Linked DNA regions of Homo sapiens: regions 2 and 3 are each linked to region 1. A link is a contact called in ENCODE Hi-C or POLR2A ChIA-PET data. All regions are on one chromosome and are shown on one strand. The core of a region is the stretch at or near the end of the contact, and the rest is flanking DNA. Distances in the headings are between cores, read along the strand shown. Region 1 holds the start of OR5B21 (olfactory receptor family 5 subfamily B member 21). Region 2 holds the start of OR10Q1 (olfactory receptor family 10 subfamily Q member 1). Region 3 holds the start of OR9Q2 (olfactory receptor family 9 subfamily Q member 2).

The links. A loop is a pair of places that touch in the nucleus more often than their neighbours do. ChIA-PET counts read pairs that join two places held with the same protein, here RNA polymerase II (POLR2A). Pooled maps may share reads with other maps.
Region 2: a loop to region 1 is called in a pooled map, with 2.3 times the contacts of the local background. The contact joins the promoter of OR10Q1 here to the promoter of OR5B21 in region 1. A Hi-C loop is called at or near these places in 2 of 50 pooled maps.
Region 3: a pooled map shows a loop between it and region 1 (2.1-fold over the local background). The contact joins the promoter of OR9Q2 here to the promoter of OR5B21 in region 1. A Hi-C loop is called at or near these places in 1 of 37 single-sample maps with no recorded cell type and 2 of 50 pooled maps. POLR2A ChIA-PET finds 5 or more read pairs at or near these places in 2 of 52 experiments (PC-9 and activated T-cell).

The regions. Positions count from the first base shown.
Region 1 is chr11:58,506,669-58,509,664 of GRCh38, reverse strand. It overlaps OR5B21 (olfactory receptor family 5 subfamily B member 21), which reads left to right and starts at 1,560. Exons shown (of 1, transcript NM_001005218.3): 1 at 1,560-2,858. The coding sequence starts at 1,560. The coding sequence ends at 2,489. The region is part of intron 2 of LOC105369313 (a long non-coding RNA gene); the gene reads left to right.
Region 2 is chr11:58,227,635-58,230,721 of GRCh38, reverse strand. It overlaps OR10Q1 (olfactory receptor family 10 subfamily Q member 1), which reads left to right and starts at 1,804. Exons shown (of 1, transcript NM_001004471.2): 1 at 1,804-2,840. The coding sequence starts at 1,847. The coding sequence ends at 2,806.
Region 3 is chr11:58,187,735-58,190,485 of GRCh38, reverse strand. It overlaps OR9Q2 (olfactory receptor family 9 subfamily Q member 2), which reads right to left and starts at 1,416. Exons shown (of 2, transcript NM_001005283.3): 1 at 1,378-1,416; 2 at 1-167.

The DNA of each region.
Region 1 (2,996 bases), core at 311-2,810:
AGTACATTACTGGATAGTAATGTACCAAGCTGACTGAGCCAGTTCTTATGAAACTAGCCACATCGTGTGTGTGTGATGGTCATCCAAAAAGGACAAGCTACACTATCCCCTTCTTTTTGTGTCACCAATCAAATTGCTGCTGTTACTCTTCAAGGTAAGCTAAAGTCCAGCAGAGCTGAAGCATTTTTCTCCTTTAATTCCTGTTTTCTCCTTTTTCCTCCTCTCTTCTCACATTTTCTCCCTCACTTCTTCTGAGTCTGCTCCCACTCACTCTGCTACTAGGAGTGGGGAAAGCCTGTGAACACCTCAGGTTGAGGAACAAAAATAGGAGAGAAAGAATGCTCTAAAATGAGGACAGAAACCTGTCTCCAGGCCTGACCATCTGCAAACTCACTGTTACTCCTGAATATTTTTCATATGACAAGTCTAAGCTAATATTTTGGCCCAAAGCACAAACCTGGTAGACAAGAGGATGATAGGATGTTTGTTGTGGGATTAAAGAGCATGAAAAATATTTCCATACTTTCCTATTGATGTTCTGTTTGATTCACCAAATATTTACATACATGTGTGAGGGGCCATGGTAAGGAGAGTGGACCAGAGGGGATGAAGATAGTTACTGTCCCAAGGGGCTTAGAGCTAGGTGAAGAGTGAGTGGTTGCCCAGCTAATTGTGCAATAATCAGCCAAGACTCAAGTGCTTTGAGGAGGGAGAGAAAGGAGGACTTAACTGGAATTAGGGTCTACAGCAAAGACTTCTGATAAGGGGTGAAAAAAGACATATGCATATACACAGATACACAAAGCCATTTGTATATATCAAATTTATAGTTTTATATTAAATATATATAAATACATACTCATATTTACATATACCATACTCCCTTTCAGTTGAACTACTGTTGAGGGATTAATTTATAAAGGCTTCAAAAGTTGTGGTTAAGATCTTTGGATTTAGTATCAAACAGACCTTGAGGGCACCACCTTGTCCTGCCAACACCTTGATTTTGGCCCAGTGAAACTGATTTGAGGCTTCTGGCCTCCAGAATTTTGAGAGAATAAACTTGTGTTGTTTTAAGGAAAAATAAATTTAGAAAATCTTTAGTGAGGCTATATTATTGGAAGTAGAATGTGGAAGACAATAAGTGATGGATGTTTTTATTTTTAATAATTAAATACATACAATCTTATATCCACATCATAATTTGTATTTATATGATGTAAATGTGTTAAAGAATTCAAGATGAATGTATGAACTTTAGATTCAGAAATATAAAGGGGTGAACTTTGATTCTGACCCCTAGATAGGCTATCTTGCTCAATATTCAGCTCCCTGAGCCTTAACTTCCTTATCTGTAAGATGGGCATAATAGCACCTATCTCATATGAATTAAAAGCTATAATATAACAGAGGGTTCTAGGATGAGTGTTACACACAGTACATTCTCTCTATACATTAGTTTTCTCCTTTTTTATCATTCCATCCTCCCTTCTCATACTTTCATTGGAATTTTGTTGACGCCTCTTCTTTAATCACCAGGCTAATTCAAGCTGGCCACAATGGAGAATAGCACAGAAGTGACAGAGTTTATCCTCTTGGGATTAACAGATGACCCCAATCTTCAGATACCCCTCCTCCTGGCATTTTTATTCATCTACCTCATCACCCTGCTTGGGAATGGGGGAATGATGGTGATCATCCACTCAGACTCCCATCTCCACACTCCAATGTACTTTTTCCTCAGTAACCTCTCCCTTGTAGACTTGGGTTACTCATCAGCTGTAGCCCCCAAAACGGTGGCTGCATTGCGGTCAGGGGACAAGGCCATCTCCTACGATGGATGTGCAGCTCAGTTCTTCTTCTTTGTGGGGTTTGCCACTGTTGAGTGCTACCTCCTGGCCTCCATGGCCTATGATCGCCATGCAGCGGTATGTAGGCCTCTTCATTACACCACCACCATGACAGCAGGTGTGTGTGCCCTCCTTGCTACTGGTTCCTATGTCTCTGGCTTCCTCAATGCCTCTATCCATGCAGCAGGCACCTTCAGACTCTCCTTCTGTGGTTCTAATGAGATTAATCATTTCTTCTGTGACATTCCCCCACTCCTGGCTCTCTCATGCTCTGACACACGCATCAGCAAGTTGGTGGTCTTTGTGGCAGGCTTCAACGTCTTTTTCACCCTCCTGGTCATCCTTATTTCTTACTTCTTCATATGCATCACCATTCAGAGGATGCATTCTGCTGAAGGGCAGAAGAAAGTCTTCTCCACCTGTGCTTCCCATCTCACTGCTTTGTCCATCTTCTATGGCACAATCATCTTCATGTACTTACAGCCCAACTCCAGCCAGTCCGTGGACACAGACAAAATAGCCTCTGTGTTTTACACAGTGGTGATTCCCATGCTGAATCCCTTGATATACAGCCTTAGGAACAAAGAAGTGAAAAGTGCTCTCTGGAAAATACTCAACAAACTTTACCCCCAATATTAAATGTGAATGGGAAGTAGGCAAGCAATTAAGGGATAAACTTTCTCTCACACCTAAATGCCATCATGACTTTTAACGTTTGACTGGTTTCAGTTCTTTCTTCCCCAAGAACAGCGGTTACTTCTGCTATTAGAAGATGTAAAAAGCAGCACGTTGAAAGTCTTACTTAGAAAGATAATCTTATATTTAGTGAACAACAACATGGGACAGTTAAGCTTTTCTTGCTTTAGTTTCTTGACGTGGTTTAAAGCAGAAGATTGAAGCATACAAATGAATGTACCAAATTTTCCTCATCCTGTTTTTAATTGTAAGAATTTTTCATTCACTATTAAACTTGGTGTAAAGATTTCACCTTCATTTTTATCAACTGAACACACAGTATCTTTTTTATTCTTTTGTTCTGCGAGTTTGAAAGTTGGACTTTCTGAGGTAGACAAAGGATGTTTCAATATTTTAAATGATATTTGAGAGAAAGTTGTAATTTAAAGGACAAGGCACTAGATCGAGTCA
Region 2 (3,087 bases), core at 555-3,054, 280 kb after region 1:
GTTTTAAATATACATAATTATTTTAGTTTTCATATTTTATATTATGCACATCTTTAAAAATTATTCTCAGCAATTCTTTTTTGCTTTTAACAATATTTGCACTATTTAATATTAAATACATATTTTATTATTTGCTTTTCCAAAGCATATTATTTTACATTACAACTTTCCCAACCTTAAAGTATATGTTCTGATTACTCTGATTAATCATGCAGCAACTCATAGTCTTTGTTGAGGGATTTTTAAAATTATATTTAGAATGAAATAATTCCTAAGCCCTTCCAAATCTGAGAAAGTCTTTCTGTTGCTTTTGAACATAAATCACTAAGGCTTTGATACAGAATTCTTTCACTCCAATTTGTTTTTCTTAAAATTCTGTAGATATTTTGTATTGTCTCTTAAATTTTTGTATTAAAAATAAAGTTGTAGTCTAACCTGAAAGTGCTTAATTCACAGGTATTTTTAACTTCCCAGATGCTTGCAAAGGTCTTTCTTATTCTCTTGATTATGTTAATGCATAATTCAATTGTGCTATTGCATTTTTAGTTTCCTCATTGTCTTTTCTTATCTCAGGAAGCTCCACTTTAATTTTAACCTGACTCTGTTCACTTCCCTTTCATTTGAAACTATTTGAGTCCAAAAGTTTAGCTTCCTGTTGGAAATTTAGATAAAATGTTCAAAAGAGAGGAAATATATGAAGAGTACATATCAGAAAAGATTGTAACAATGGGTGTTTTCCTACTTGTATGTGGAGTCAAAATAACTGAATGTAAAGTGAATAACTTATAGCCATAAAGCAATGGAAAGAACAAAGGATTGATTCAGAACAACAAGAATAACCTTTGCAGACATAATGTTGAAGCCAGTTACAATAAAGTACATGCTTTAGCATTTCATATATAAGTTGAAACATAGTTACATCAATCTGTAATGATAAAAGTCAAAAAGTGGTTACTTTTGTGAAGCATAAAGACTGAGAACATGAAGGATGTTTGTAGGTCACTGGAATCGTTCTATTTCTTAATCTTTGTAGTGGTTATACTGGCGTATTTACGATGTTAAAATAAATAAACAAATCAAGCTTCACACTTAGGATTTGTGAATTCCTCCACATGTATGTTATATTTCAATGAGAGTGCTTACTGAAAAAAGTAAAAGACAAATTCATTTATCTAATTTTAAAATATGTGCAACCATACAACTCTTCACTGTAATTAAATACAAGCAAAATAATTAAGTCTTATCAATTGGATTGAAAATATCGGGGTGGGGGGAGATATTTCACAAGGAACATCTACATGTGTCTACATGTCTTGCCCCCAGGAATTTCTGCAGATGACTGTCTATCCCATTCATGAGGATTTCCAAGGAAAAGTATACCAAACCCTATATCGTGAATTCATTCTCATGCACCGTGATTGGAAACTAGCTACTAAATAGTTAATTCCAAATAAAATTGTACACTCCTGCTTTTACTAAAGAAATAAAGCGGCCGGGCGCGGTGGCTCACGCCTGTAATCCCAGCACTTTGGGAGGCCGAGGCGGGCGGATCACGAGGTCAGGAGATCGAGACCATCCCGGCTAAAACGGTGAAACCCGGTCTCTACTTAAAAAAATACAAAAAAATTAGCCGGGCGTAGTGGCAGGCGCCTGTAGTCCCAGCTACTTGGGAGGCTGAGGCAGGAGAATGGCGTGAACCCGGGAGGCGGAGCTTGCAGTGAGCCGAGATCCCGCCACTGCACTCCAGCCTGGGCGACAGAGCGAGACTCCGTCTCAAAAAGAAAAAAAAGAAATAAAGCAACTCAGCCAAGAAGAGCTCAGCGCGTCCTATTCTTTTGCATAAGACATGCCTGTGGGGAAACTTGTCTTCAACCAGTCTGAGCCCACTGAGTTTGTGTTCCGTGCGTTCACCACAGCCACTGAATTCCAGGTTCTTCTCTTCCTTCTCTTCCTCCTCCTCTACTTGATGATCCTCTGTGGCAACACAGCCATCATCTGGGTGGTGTGCACACACAGCACCCTCCGCACCCCGATGTATTTCTTCCTGTCCAACCTGTCTTTCCTGGAACTCTGCTACACCACCGTGGTAGTACCCTTGATGCTTTCCAACATTTTGGGGGCCCAGAAGCCCATTTCGTTGGCTGGATGTGGGGCCCAAATGTTCTTCTTTGTCACCCTCGGCAGCACGGACTGTTTCCTCTTGGCGATCATGGCCTATGACCGCTATGTGGCTATCTGCCACCCGCTGCACTACACCCTCATCATGACCCGCGAGCTGTGCACGCAGATGCTGGGTGGGGCCCTGGGCCTGGCCCTCTTCCCCTCCCTGCAGCTCACCGCCTTAATCTTCACCCTGCCCTTTTGCGGCCACCACCAGGAAATCAACCACTTCCTCTGCGATGTGCCTCCCGTCCTGCGCCTGGCCTGCGCTGACATCCGCGTGCACCAGGCTGTCCTCTATGTCGTGAGCATCCTCGTGCTGACCATCCCCTTCCTGCTCATCTGCGTCTCCTACGTGTTCATCACCTGTGCCATCCTGAGCATCCGTTCTGCCGAGGGCCGCCGCCGGGCCTTCTCCACCTGCTCCTTCCACCTCACCGTGGTCCTGCTGCAGTATGGCTGCTGCAGCCTCGTGTACCTGCGTCCTCGGTCCAGCACCTCAGAGGATGAGGACAGCCAAATCGCGTTGGTCTACACCTTTGTCACCCCCTTACTCAACCCTTTGCTTTACAGCCTTAGGAACAAGGATGTCAAAGGTGCTCTGAGGAGTGCCATTATCCGTAAAGCAGCCTCTGACGCCAACTGAAGGCTTAGGGGCACTGGGCTGGGTGTCTGTCTGTTGCTGTGTCAAAGAACTCTAAATGACACAGAACTGTAGTACTTTCTCACACTGTGCACTTGATGTTTCTTTTTTGCCATATTTGCCCCAAGTTCACAATTCATGCTCATTTTTCTGAAGTGCTTTGACTAAGATATGAAAATTTGGACAGAACTTACAGCGTAGGAATGCTAGTTTACTTAGCTCTACTTTAAGGATTTGCAGCTCACCTATGTCAATTGCCATATTAGGAACACCCCATACATACT
Region 3 (2,751 bases), core at 167-2,666, 320 kb after region 1:
CAGTGGTTCACCTGCAACGGCTAAGACAAGAGCCAGATGAGGGGACAGCTCAAGAGGAGTTCAAATGATTTCAAGTAACAAAGCTTTAAATTGAATGTCTTACATGTCGGCACTCAACTTCAACACACTTTTCAGTCGAAGATAGATATAGACAGATATTGAGCTCACTGTAATATAAGATAAAAAGTGATGAATGCTTCTATTATAGAAAGAACAGAGAGCAAGTGATTCCTGACTTACAAGTCAGCGCTTGTATTTGCAACTCTGTCCCCAATTAGCTGTTTGATCTTACACAAGGCACTTAACCTCTCTGAACCTCAATTTCCTCCTCTGCCAAAAGAGGATCATAATGCTTGCCCTGCTTATGAGATAAGATTAATGCGTAGGTTAAAACAGAGGCAAAAGCACATTGGAAAGCTAAAAGCACTCCACATATATAAGGTGGCTATTAAAATTTTAAATGAATGTTTTAAGGAAGGAAAATTTATATTCTCTGAACAAAAACATATAAACAAAAAAATCTATTAGCAATCAGCAATGGGCTCTGCTTGTAGGAATATTACTATTCTCAGTCTAACAACATGCAAGTTTAACAAACAGCTGTTATCCTAATTAGAGTAGGCTGGCTTATTAAGGGTGTGTATACACACACATAAACACACACTCAAGCATTGACCTTGAAATCAAAAGAGCAAACATAAGTTTTTTTGGGCACCTAACAAAGCTCCATAAGCTTTGTTTGGTTGTTCTCAAAGCCCCTAATAAACACAGTAGCTTGAAAATAAACAGCATCCAAATTTGAAAGCAGAAATATTTTTGTAGTCTTGTGTTGTCTGAGTGCTGTTGGAGAAATTCGGATTAATAAATTTGGGGGTCCTTAGTGGAGTTCTAGAACAGGGCTGTAAAGGAGGGCTTTGATAGTGTTTGAGTACCTGTTGTACCAGCAGCCAGACCAATACTGAGCTGACCCATTGAGGAGAATAACAAAGAAAACAAATTAGATCTGAAAGTCATGAGCTGGACACAAACTGTCCTCACCTGAATTCTACTTTGCTAATGCCCTCCTCTTTTGTTTAGTGTGTTGTCTGCCCATCACCTGCCAAGCCAAAGGACACCTGGCTTCTAGTTCACCCACACTGCATGTAAGACCCTGGGCAAGTCACGTTTCCTCTCTGGGCTTCAGTTACCTTGCCTTTGTTCCCTTTCCGTAAATAAAATTGCAGATAACCCCATAATCATAGCAACCTGATGAGATGGGGTCACTTCCAATACTTCTGTGTTTTAGTCTCACTTCTAGGAGTCTCTCTCTTTCCTCTACCCCTTGACAAAACAATATATCCCTGACACTAGTGTTTCCTTAGATTTTTCTAGACTTACTTTGAGATAACAAGACTAGGGGACCAGCCTTTCTCCCTGAGCTTCCAATCTATCATGAAACCTTGCTGATGTGCTTCTTATATTCGCTGTCCCAGTATTACACCCTAATTGGTTCCTGAGGTGATTCTCCAGGGGAAGGAGACTTATCTTCATATGACTTCCTAACAAGGTGTCTAATTAATACCTTTGAAAGTTTCTCTTTAATTTCAAACTTCCAAAGCCCCATCCCTCAGCAAGGTCTGATGGAGCTGGCTCCTAGTCTTGCGTTCTTCCTGCCTTGTACCAAAAGAAATGTACTTCTTTGAAGGTTTCCTATATCTCAATTGGGAGTTTTGTCAGGGGTTTTACACAATGCCACCATAGCCAGCTATGAACTGATCCCCAAAGGAGGCTTTTTATAAGCATAAGCTTTTGCTCCCCATTGCCAAAACATGCTGTAATTGATGACTTCGAAAGTTCATCATTTGGCAGAAGTAGAGAATGGTGCAGGTGGGGAGTCATAAGATAAAATGTTGGAGAGGCCAATGTGGGTGGGCTGTGAACAGACTTCCACCAGGCAAGCTGAGCAAATTCTTGATGGTAACCAACCCCTCCACCATAGCACTAGTTCTCAAACTTCAGTGTGTGTAAGAATTTATCCAGAGAACTTGTTTAAAATGTGAATAGCAGTGTCCCACCTCCATAGATTGATGCAGATGCAGTACATCCGCCATGGGAGCAGTATCTACATTATGAACAGGCATACCAGGGGATTTCCAAACAGTTAATCTCCAAAAATTGTGGCACCAATGCCTTGGGATTGGGACCTCTAGACCTCCCTGCCCCTCTGTGTGTCCTGCCATAAACTAAAGTAAAATAATAAAGACATGTTCTTGCAAAGCATGATTTCTCCAAAGTCCTATCAGTGCCTTTCTTCCTCATGGGAGACCCAAGATAGGGTGAATGTGATGTCTCCCTGTCTTATCAATTTTAAAAACCTAGATACAGAAAGGACTCTGGAGCTTCTTGGTGGCAAAACAATGACTTGGACCAGGTCAACGCTCAGTTGACTGAACCTATCTGGAATATGGCACTAGACAAAAGGACCCCAGGGCAGTGGTTCTCAATCTTCACTGCACATTAGAATCACCTGGGAAGCAACTCGTAAGGCCCAGATTGTACCCCTTAACAATTGAATCAGAATGCCTGAGTGTAGGAGCCGAACACCAGTAATTTTCATAAATTCCCTGGTGATTATAACATGTAGCAGATTTGAGAACCATACCGGAAGGCTTGTCTTTTGAAGGCCTTACCTTTTGCCAGGTGTCGTAAGTAGACGTTCCAGGAAAATAGGTTCACTGTTCTCATAAATCTGGAGATCACTGCATACTACAT